Linked DNA regions of Homo sapiens: region 1 is linked to region 2. The links are chromatin loops, found by intact Hi-C in ENCODE. Cell type or tissue: A673. All regions are shown on one strand. Links, peaks and the distances in the headings refer to the core of each region. The heading gives the core; the rest is flanking DNA. Region 1 overlaps CACNA2D1 (calcium voltage-gated channel auxiliary subunit alpha2delta 1). Region 2 has its middle 270 kb from the start of HGF.

Evidence for each region. Hi-C counts contacts between places; a loop is a spot of excess contacts. Peaks named below come from ENCODE experiments on the same cell type or tissue, not always from the same donor. Only the 100,000 strongest peaks of a DNase experiment are listed, where the experiment ranks them.
Region 1: a loop joins it to region 2, with 4 times the contacts of the local background. A loop is called at or near these places in 6 of 110 quality-filtered maps.

What each region holds. Positions count from the first base shown.
Region 1 is chr7:82,033,587-82,038,977 of GRCh38, reverse strand. CACNA2D1 (calcium voltage-gated channel auxiliary subunit alpha2delta 1) reads left to right here. Exons shown (of 39, transcript NM_000722.4): 11 at 743-901. Among named protein-coding and RNA genes, the nearest start is that of CACNA2D1-AS1, 27 kb to the right of the region's middle. In A673, for the core only: no CTCF peak of the experiment used is centred there; a DNase peak (open chromatin) is centred at 2,317.
Region 2 is chr7:81,496,940-81,502,330 of GRCh38, reverse strand. No RefSeq gene overlaps it. Among named protein-coding and RNA genes, the nearest start is that of HGF, 270 kb to the left of the region's middle. In A673, for the core only: CTCF peaks have their summits at 892 and 2,523 (motif pointing left); DNase peaks (open chromatin) are centred at 870 and 2,530; H3K27ac peaks cover 1,114 bases.

The sequences.
Region 1 (5,391 bases), core at 294-5,293, 540 kb before region 2:
AAATATCCAGGGAACGATGTGAATATTTTTTATGGGGTTGACGAAGTTACTTTGATGATCGTTCTTAAATTTTCCATTTTGGGCAGTTATCGTTGGAGTTGATGTTTTCTCTCCCACAGCCTCTCTGCTGTTCAGGGCTCCATCACCTTGCCTCCAAGGTTCCCCTGGCACTCTTTAGTAACCTCTAAAGTGATATTTCTAAAAGGCTACCAGTTGTTCTTGATTCAGATTGCTTTCCTCTGTTAGCCTCTGTAGAAAGACAGTACCATCAGATTTCAAAATGACTAAACATTGATTCATGTTATTCAGTGTATTACTTTTCCAACCAGTCTTTCCTAATAAGAGGCAATGAAAATATTTAACATGTCCACACAACCAGGGCAAGCATCCCATATCATTTCTGGATCCTGCATCTATTTCATTGCTTTGGATTATTTTTTCTACATGCTCATTAAATTTGAGAACTAGAAGGGATGTCATATAATTTAATTCTCAAATTTATAAGCAGGGAAAGCAGGCTTCGGGAATATAAGCAGCAGACTCAGCGTTCCAGTATGGGTTGGTAGCTCAGATGAAAATAGCCATTGGTTTCTTAATGCACCTTTGTCACCAGCCTACTCACTTTTCCATTTGAAAGAGTAAGCAATGCAATACCGTTTAGGAGTATCAAACACAAATTCTATGAAAACTATATGGTTGATTTTAATGTTCATTTATATATTTACTTTTTAATCTTTTGCAGTTTAACAGCAATGCTCAGGATGTAAGCTGTTTTCAGCACCTTGTCCAAGCAAATGTAAGAAATAAAAAAGTGTTGAAAGACGCGGTGAATAATATCACAGCCAAAGGAATTACAGATTATAAGAAGGGCTTTAGTTTTGCTTTTGAACAGCTGCTTAATGTAAGTATCATGCTATGTCTTTTGTTGTTGTTGTTGTTCAATTGTAGTATCTGAATTTCAATATTCTGATAGTTACTACTCTCTGGGATTAGATAGTGCTGTTTTTCATTTATTTAAAACACAGATGTGTGCAGGCAGAAGAAACCTTTGAACTATTTTTATCTTTGAATTTAAAATTCAAAAGGCATCTAAAATGTAGATTTTTAAGTTTTTGATATTTTTTATCTATGTTTTAAAAAAATTTATAAGGAAATAATTTAATTTTGAATAAGCACTTGAAACTTAATTGGCCTATATAGAATATCATTACTTTTTCTTATCTCAATCACCACAGTATTTATCTGTAACCTTGCACTTTCAATCATCAAATGGTTACTGAGAACATTTTAGTTTTAAACATCTAGTTTGGGTCTTTAAATTGTTCCTAAAATGTACAGAAAGTTCCAAATGGTAGACATTAAGATGAACAGAAATGCAACTCCCGGAGCAGGAATTCTTTCTGAGTGAGGATTCCCCACAATCACTCATCAGTGTCTAGACTGTCAGATACTGGCGTGCTTATTGCCCCATGTTATAGCATGTGTCTTTTTTTTTTTTGAAATGGAGTTTCACTCTTGTCACCTAGGCTGGAGTGCAGTGGCACGATCTTGGCTCGTTGCAACCTCCGCTTCCTGGGTGCAAGCGATTTTCCTGCCTCAGCCTCCCAAGTAGCTGGGATTACAGGCACCCGCCACCATGCCCAGCTAATTTTTGTATTTTTAGTAGAGACGGGGTTTCACCATGTTGGCCAAGCTGGTGTTGAACTTCTGACCCCAGGTGATCCACCCGCCTTGGCCTCCCAATGTGCTGGGATTACAGGCATGAGCTACCGCTTCCAGCCTTATAGTGTGTGTCTCATACTGTGGACTAGTGTTTTTAAATTGCCTTGCCCTCTATTTCACTTTGAGTTACTTAAAAGCAGGGACCATTGTTCAATTATTTTATTTCTTACTAGGCAATATTATTATCATGTTTGAGAGTAGGAACCTTACTTCTCTGCACCTTGGTTTCCACTTGTATGCATTAGAGGTCACTATGACATGTACCTCAGAGAATTGTGCATAAGATTGTCCACGGAACCTGGCATGTAGCAAACCACACGCAGGTGTAGGTTGCTGGGTGGTATTGGAGTCATGGTCATTATTGCTGTAATTACTAGCCCACATCTGGTAAAAAGTCAGATCATAATGTCTGTTAATATTTGCTGAATCACTGAATGAACTCTTATATTTGATCTTTATGCAAATATGAGTTTGTTGTTCCTGAGTGAATATTCTAAATAGTTTTTGAGATATCCAATTGGGTGATTCATTTATTCATTCAGCCAAAATTTATTGAATGCATCACCATTTCCTGTCATAGTGCTGGTGCTGGAATTATAGAAGTAAACAGGACCAGCTGCTCTGAGTGCTAAATCATCATCCACAGAACAGTGTGCAAGTGCCATTACAGGATATTTAGCGTGTTCCCTGGGACAGCACAGAGGATGGGCCCAGCTCCTCAAAGGAGGTCAGGAAAAGTGTGGCATTTCCGTGAAAATGAGGTTTTGAAGAATGATTAGAACTTAGGTAGGTAGAGGAAGGGAAAATTATTTCAGAAAAAGGAGCATATTTTAGACAAATCACAGAAGTGTGACACAACATAGCACAGTAAAAAATTGCAGATGGCTGGCATAGTTGGGACATGAGCAATATAGGAACTTGATGGAAATGGAAAGGCCATGAGGTATCAGTTAAGGAAGTGTTTAGGGGCAAAGGAAAACTTTATAGTATGGCCTTGGAGTGTTCTAAGTTAAGGAAGGTATTCGTAGAGATGCTGGTGTGGGAATAGAAGTGAGGAGCTATTAAGGAGCATGGCATGGGAACTGATTAAGTGGTGTGGGCTGGGTTGCAGAGTGAGAGGGGCTTAGGTGACTCTACATTCTCTGAACTGAACTAGTAAGTAGATGATTGCACAGGAACACACATAGAGGAAATGTGGGGGTAGAAATAGCTCAGTTTCAGATATGTTGAATTTGAGGTCATGTTATTTAATAGACACCGTTAGATTAAGAAGACAGAAAATCAGAGATGTGCAGCCCTGCTATTTCCAAGGGAAATAATGTGTGGTGAGATGCATATGTTTGTTAAATGTTGTATGTTCATTAATAAAAATTAAAAGCTCAAAACTACAAAATTGTACTGTAATTAACCGTTAGATTAAGATGTATCCTTCCTCTAGTAAAGGAATATGGTTGTTTTTGATAAAAATTATTTTTTGCTTAAGTCAATAATTGAGTTTCCTTGATCTTGGCATTTTAATTATTCTTCTTAGTATTTTTTTTCCCCTCACTTCATTGCCTCCTGTTTAGGTTTCAGTTGTGAAATGATCAGGAGTTTCAAGTGTAAAGTACAATTTCAGAGGTAGCCTCACTAGAGAGGCCACATTAACTTCCAGATTTATTACTAGTTGCTGATAAAATATGATTTAACTCCTATTGGCCTCTCCTGCTGCCTTTATAACTGCTACAATTGTAGTGATTTTTAAAATATGGTCCCAGTTGTTCCCTAAGTAAGTCTAATGTGTTTTACTTTCCATACATCCCACATATATATTGAAATTCTTTATGTTAAAATAATTTGAAGCATATTGTGTTTTCTTTCAAACACTTCCAGTCATCTTATTGCTCAAATGCCATTCTGGTTTTTTTTTTGTCCTCGCAGCATTTACCTTTAAGATCACTGAAGCAAGTATTAAATAGCATTAGACATATCAGTCCCAAAGTAAAACTTACATTTAGATTTGAATTAATCTTCAGGTACCATTTCATAAAATATTACCATATATATGCATTTTTCAAAAAAACTTTATATAGAGTGTATATATGATAGATGCTGTGCTATATACTGGCACACAGAAATACAGCAAACTACCATATTAAAGTAAGTTACCAACTCTACTAATTGTAATTTTATTGAAACAATCTTGTTTTTTTGGCTTAATTTGTTCAAAGCCAGTTAATTGTTGTCGCTGTGTGATTCTTTAGATAATTGCAAATGCATGGAAAATTTGCTATTATGTACTTGGCTCCACCACAAGTCCTGAGAGGCTACTCCTAGGAAAAATCATGTTGAAGGCAAAACAATTTCTTTATTTTCCCCATATTCCTTCTTTTGTGTATGCCCTAACATCTCTCTCTCGGGAAATGTTGTTATAATTTTATTTACGTAAGTATACAAATGATCAGCAAGACCTAATGTGTTGATTTACATTGATATTTGCATCCAATAATAGTACTTTCAGTACTTCAAAAACAAAACCATGTCCTATGGTTTTGTTTAACATTTTTACAGGATAGTTCTTTAGGTACATATTATTTTGACTATTTTACACATGCAGATAAAAAAGACAAATCACTAGAGAAACTAATTTTAGTTAAGGGATTTGAGGCATGTTTCACAAAACTATTTTGATGATAAAATAGGCAACTTTTTGTGTAGTCAGATTTTCAGATAGGTTACCTTCAAAGATAACAGCCATGTTGAAAGTGACAAATTATATTAGTTAATACTTGTGCTTTCACAATGTTTGATTAAAAGCTTTTACTGCCAATGTTCTAATGGCTGAGTCCATGGAATGAGATGACCTGAAACAGGATCTTTTCATTAATAAAGAAAAACGTTGTATTTATTAATTTTCACAAGGGAAAATGGGTTTTATCTTCTTTGAAAAAATAAGGTAGAGCATGGACCTTCAATGACTTAGAACACTAAAGAAAAAATAATTTTTAAAAAATATTAGTCATTTAAAAGCCAGGGCTGTGCCATGCTGTACAATATGGTAACAACAATCACAGGTGGCTAGTGAGCACTTGAAAGGTGGCTGATCTGAAATGATATGTTGTGTAAGTATAAAATGCATACTGAAGTTTGAAGACTTATGGAAGAAAAAGCTGTATAACATCTCAATATTGATTGATACCTAATATTGATTAATATTTTGGATGACTGGGTTAAAGAAAATATATTATTAGGATTAATGTCAGATATTTCTTATTACTCCCCTTAAAGTAGTTATTAGAAAATTTAAAGTTCCATATGAGGCTCATGTTATATTTCTTTTGGACAGCACTGAACCTAGGGTTGACATTTTCAAAGAAGCTGAGCATTCATAAATTAGTGTGATCTTTTATTCTCAGCATTTAAAGCAAACACATTTCACAACAGTAGAAAAGTTAAGATAATAATTTTGGACCTCGGAGAAGTCCAGCTTTCTAAATTAATTGTTCATTTTAATGGCCCTTTGGTGCTAATCCATCATTCTCCCATATCTAACTCTTTTGGAGACCTTAAAGTGTAAGAAGATTTACCATGGACTTGAGTCTTTCAGGATTAGAATATGTGTGGTTGGTTGAGAGAGGATAAGAGGACATCCTGGGAATAGGTATCAGCATTTACAAAGGAACAAAAGAG
Region 2 (5,391 bases), core at 313-5,312:
GCCAGGCATTTGCCTTTACCCTCGTGGTTACTACCTACTGGGGCCTCCAAAGAGTTTACAAACGATGAAAACATAAAGGCATAATGGAATAAGCTATGGAAGTGCTGAGAGGATCAAATGCTAATCCTCAAATTTGGTTCTTTAAAAATGTTTTGACTCACCAATTGAAAAAGGATATGCTGAAAGGGTCCAGCTTGCACATAATGTACACTTCAGTATTTACTCTGTGTAAATGGATTTACTCTGTGTACATGGATTACTAAAGCTATTAGATTAGAATAGCTATATGTATTGTACAAAGAATTTTGTGAGGATTAAATGAAACAAGAGATATGAAAGCTCTTGTAATAAATGTTATATAAATATAAACCATTAATATTCTATTTAATCCCTATACAAAGATTTTGCTTTTACATTACTAGTGAAAAATGTAATATTCCTACTTATCTTAGATTTTGAAATATGAAAAAAATGTGAATTAATTAAGATAAAAGCTTTAGTTGTGTGTATATGAGAGAGAGGTAAATAAAAGACAGAGAAAACAGAAATCAGGAAATCTACCCTTTTTTGTCAGGCAAGTGAAGTGCAGGAAGTTAGGATGATTCCTTCAACTAACCTTTAAGCAATTTTCAAATGCCTCGAACTTGCTCTACACAGTTAAATTCTCATGGATGAAAATTTGTAGTTACTTTTATATGAATATAATGGTGATTTACAAAATGATGCCTACACACCTTGATAGAGGAATTGGATTGTTTTCTCAAAACTCTCATATATCCTCATTTTGGGGGATGTTGCCTAGTCCACTGAAAAGAACGTGGTCTTGGAGATACATGAATTTTTATCTGGATACCAATTCTGCCACTTAGTGGAGATACATGAATTTTTATCTGAATACCAATTCTGCCACTTAGTGGCTATGGAACTTTTGTTAACATACAGAGCTTCAGCTCCTCCTTCATAAATTGGTGGTATTGAAAACATCTCTTTTAGAATGGGCACGTAATATAGCTAAAAGGCTGTGTTAATAATATAGCTAAAAAATATAGCTAAAAGGCTCAGCACCAATCATGACAAATAGTTGCTTTTAAATAAATGCTACCCCTACTCTTTTTGGTTTTAATCTGCCGTGCTGTCACCAAATGTGCCCAATGAAGAAAGAAACATGTTCTAAGAGTATGTTTTCAAACGTTTTCTCACAAACACCTTTGTCAGGCTCTTTATTTCCTTCATATGGCAATTCTTGAAATGTAGTAACTGCTCAACGAATATTTATTAAAAGAAAGAGAAAGGAAGGGAAGAAGGAAAAAAAGGAAGGAAGTCGGGAGGGACATAAGGAAGGACGGAAGAACGAATGAGAAAGCAAGTTAAACAGGTGTGGGCTGTGGTATCTTTACTTATATTAGTCGTGACATTCTTCCCCATACCTGTGCTTAGTGCAGGTATTATTTCTTAACGAGCTGTAAATAGAGCTAGGTGATTAAGTGTGGTGATCAAGTTGTCTGTCATTCTTTTAGTCTATGATCTGGAAATACAGCGTAGTATTTATTTAAGAAAACAAGGCCACAATACTTCACCTGACACTACTGGAGCCTTTCTCGATCTTTCTTTGTCCAGACATGCCCTTGTTGTTGTATAAAACAGAATGTTCAGTCCTATAGTAGCTGATCTCTGCAACTATCAAAATTCGACAAAGTAATCAGGAGTCCTCTCACTCAATTGTATAAGTAGTGTTTTTTCTGTTACTACCATTGTTGACTGATCCTTCTTTGCAGAGGTCTGTTTTCTACTTTTATTATTTCTGTGAAATCAGCCTCATGAATTATGTTGGCATAAGAAATGACACACTTTTGGGAGGCTGAGGCGGGCAGATCACCTGAGGTCGGGAGTTGGAGATCAGCCTGGCCAGCATGGTGAAACCCCATCTCTGCTAAAAATACAAAAATTAGCCAGGCATGGTAGCGTATGCCTGTAATCCCAGCTACTCAGGAGGCTGAGGCAGAAGAATTGCTTGAACCTGGGAGGTGGAGTGTGCAGTGAGCCGAGATCGCACCACTGCACTCCAGCTTGGGTGACAGAGCAAGACTCCAGCTGAAAAAAAAAAAAAAAAGGCACCTGGCCGGGTGCAGTGGCTCACACCTGTAATCCCAGCACTTTGGGAGGCCGAGGCAGGTGGATCACTTGAGGTCTGGAGTTCTATACCAGCCTGGCCGACATGGTGAAACCCCATCTCCACCAAAAATATAAAAAATTAGCAGGGTGTGGTGGTGCATGCCTGTAATCCCAGCTACTCAGGAGGCTGAGGCAGGAGAACCGCTTGAACCCAAGAGGCGAAAGTTGCAGTGAGCTGAGATCCTGCCACTACACTCCAGCCTGGGTGACAGAACAAGACTTCATCCTCACACACACACAAAAAAAGAAAGACAGAAAGAAGGAAGGAAAGAAAAGACACCTAGTACTTGAGTGTTCACAAAACTTATCCTATCTTATGCTGCCATCTGCTGGGAAGGTAATGTTGCTTGGTCATGGACTTTACATTAAAATCTGTGTTGAACTTTGTATTGCTAGCTTCTTAAATGGTCACACATTAGATAGTAATGGAAAATTACTTGGGTAAAAAACTTTTTGTGCTTTTATGATAGGAAGCAGGAAAGGGCTACAATGGTCTGACCCATTTTTGAAATAATGCTTTGCCCTATTAAAAACTTGCTGATTCATTCTATCTGTCGTTGAGCCAACACTAATTATTGTCTTCTGTGCCAAGAACTACAGAGAATCCACAAAGATGAGCAAGGAATGGTTCTGTTTAATAGGAGTTTATTTCCTAGTAGGAAGAATCACAAAAGAAGTAAATGTGGCAAGGTATTCTAGATGTTACAGTAGAAATATAAGAAAAGAGGGCGTGGGTATGGTAATTTCTACCCCAAAGTCAGGCTTCTTGCAAGAGCAATGGTAGAGGATAACCATTATAATGAACAAATGTTCACCAACAAGGCAAGACAGGAGAAAGAATTCTGGCCAGAAGAAATATTATAAACAGACATTTGTTTCTAAAAAACAATGATGTTTGTTTTTTGTGACATTAAGAGATGTTAGTTATTTTGTCTTGTAATTTGCTGTATTTGTTTTTAATTATTCAAAGAGAAGAAATAGAGTGAAATATGCAAGATATTCTACACAGCATATACGTCTTTATAGTTTTGTCCATTGTACTGCTATTAATACTTCATATTTATTATATTTCTCAGATTACTACTTCTGTATTAATAAAGATTTCATATTATTGGATCCCTGATAACTGGATTCCTGCATTATTAACAGGAGCTCTTTTTGTGATGTGCCTCTATACTATTGCATGGTGCCTCTTCAAAGAGTAAGATTTTAATTGCTGTTTCTATTTGAATTTGTTCATGGCTCATAAAGTCCATCAACGATGCCTTAAAAAGAGCAGGATGAAAGTAGAAAGAAGAGATTGGAGAAAATGTCATTGAGCAGCTATTACTTTAAGAAGTGCTTTACTGATGTTATCCGTGCTGATAATCACAACAATGGTGAGAGATAGGTAACAGCATCAGTGTTTTTGATTTAGATAAATGATTTTAACCAAGATCTTCTGGTTCTAAAGCTAATGTTCTTTTGCTAAGTGATCAATCAAATGATTCAAGCTAAAACCATTCGTCTGAAAAAAAAAAAGAAAGAAATGAGATTTTTAATATTCCCATAGAAAAGGAAGAGATGAAATTTAGTTGGTACATATTTAAATAAGATCAAGTCCTCTGCCTATATTTTCCTGTCAAAGGATAGACAGAAGTCTCAAAAAGGTAAGATGAAAAAATTTCAATAGTAATTATAGAAGGAGTGAATTAATTCAGGAAATGTCTCCTGAGCTTTCAGGGATAAGATTGTGCCAGGTGAGCAGAATACAGAAATGCTAACAAGAAGTACTCACCCTCCAGGAGCACAGCCTTGACTAGAAAGGGTTCAGGAGAATGAATGGTTACAATAGATTAGAAGAGAGAGTAAAAAGACAGGGTAATTGAAATTTAAATATCTTTCTATGGCATACTTAACTCTGGCTCAGAGAGATTGGGCAGGGAATGTTTCACAGAGAACACGCCACTGAAACTGGCAGTAGAAGAATGAATGGAAGAAAATATAAAGGAAATACATAAAATATAATTTAGTTTATATTTAAGGGTGATTTTTTTTTTGAGAGGCATAAAAATGGAAACAGGATTATATGAACACTACTATATTTCCTCACCAACAAAAGTCTGGCTTTTATCCCGGAATATGGAGTATAGATTCTGCAAGGTAAAGTAATAAAACCTAAAGATAATAGTTGTATTAGCATGAAAGTAAAAATGTATTAAGGACAACTGAGAAGCTGCCACTTTTATGTAAAATGGAAATAGTATAGTAAATTTGAATTTTTGTTTTGAAGGTGATATATACCTTAGCACAATATTTGGATTTATAATGGTGATATCAAGTGTCTGAATAAATAAGCAATTTATTATTTAATTTTAAAAAGGAACCATTTGTCCAAAAATATAGTGAATTAAAGTGTAATAAGTAGGTTTAAAAGTAAGTGTTGCACCCATTTCCTCCTTTTCCCTGTAACTAACTCCTGAATGAAATCTTGTTCAGATGTATCATGGAAGGAGATCTGTGGATGTGCAATAGACAAGAAGAATATTGCAGAATAATAGTGCTACCATAGTGTATCTAGAAACTTCTCCCCAGATATTCCACTAGAATGGAATCTATTACACTAGAAACTTCTCCTGAGATATTCCAGTGTCATCTACCATGTTCATAGGTTTTTTTCTGAATGTAGAAACGGCAGAGTAATCTGAAATATTTTTTTCTGAGGAGCTGATATTTTCTTATTGGATTTTATTAAAATAGTTTAAGGACATTTTTACTTTCACATTCAAAATAAATTATTATTGGCATTATGTGCAACTGTTTTATTTTTTACATGTGGACGGTTAACTAGAAGTTTAAGGCTATTTGATTAAGATCAAAGCAGGGAGTTGATTTTGATAAATTTTGACAATTTTGATCAGAAAATAAGCATTCAGTTTCTTTTTTCAAACATACTGCACCCCTGTTTTTTGTTCTTTTACTGTAGTTCTCCCATTTTTTTCAAGATTATTTCCCCAGTGTCACAAACATCACCAGAGCCAACCAAGTCTCACGACCAAAGGGCCTGGACTGGTACCAAGGTAAAAGCAGAGTCGATGCTTTAAAGAAAGAAATTTTAGGCAGTAAGATGAGTTCCTTAATGCTTTATTAATTTTCACATAGAGAACCACAAAATAGTGGTTGGTACCTTAGTCCATTCTGGCTGCCATAACAAAAATACCATAAGATAGGTGGTTTATA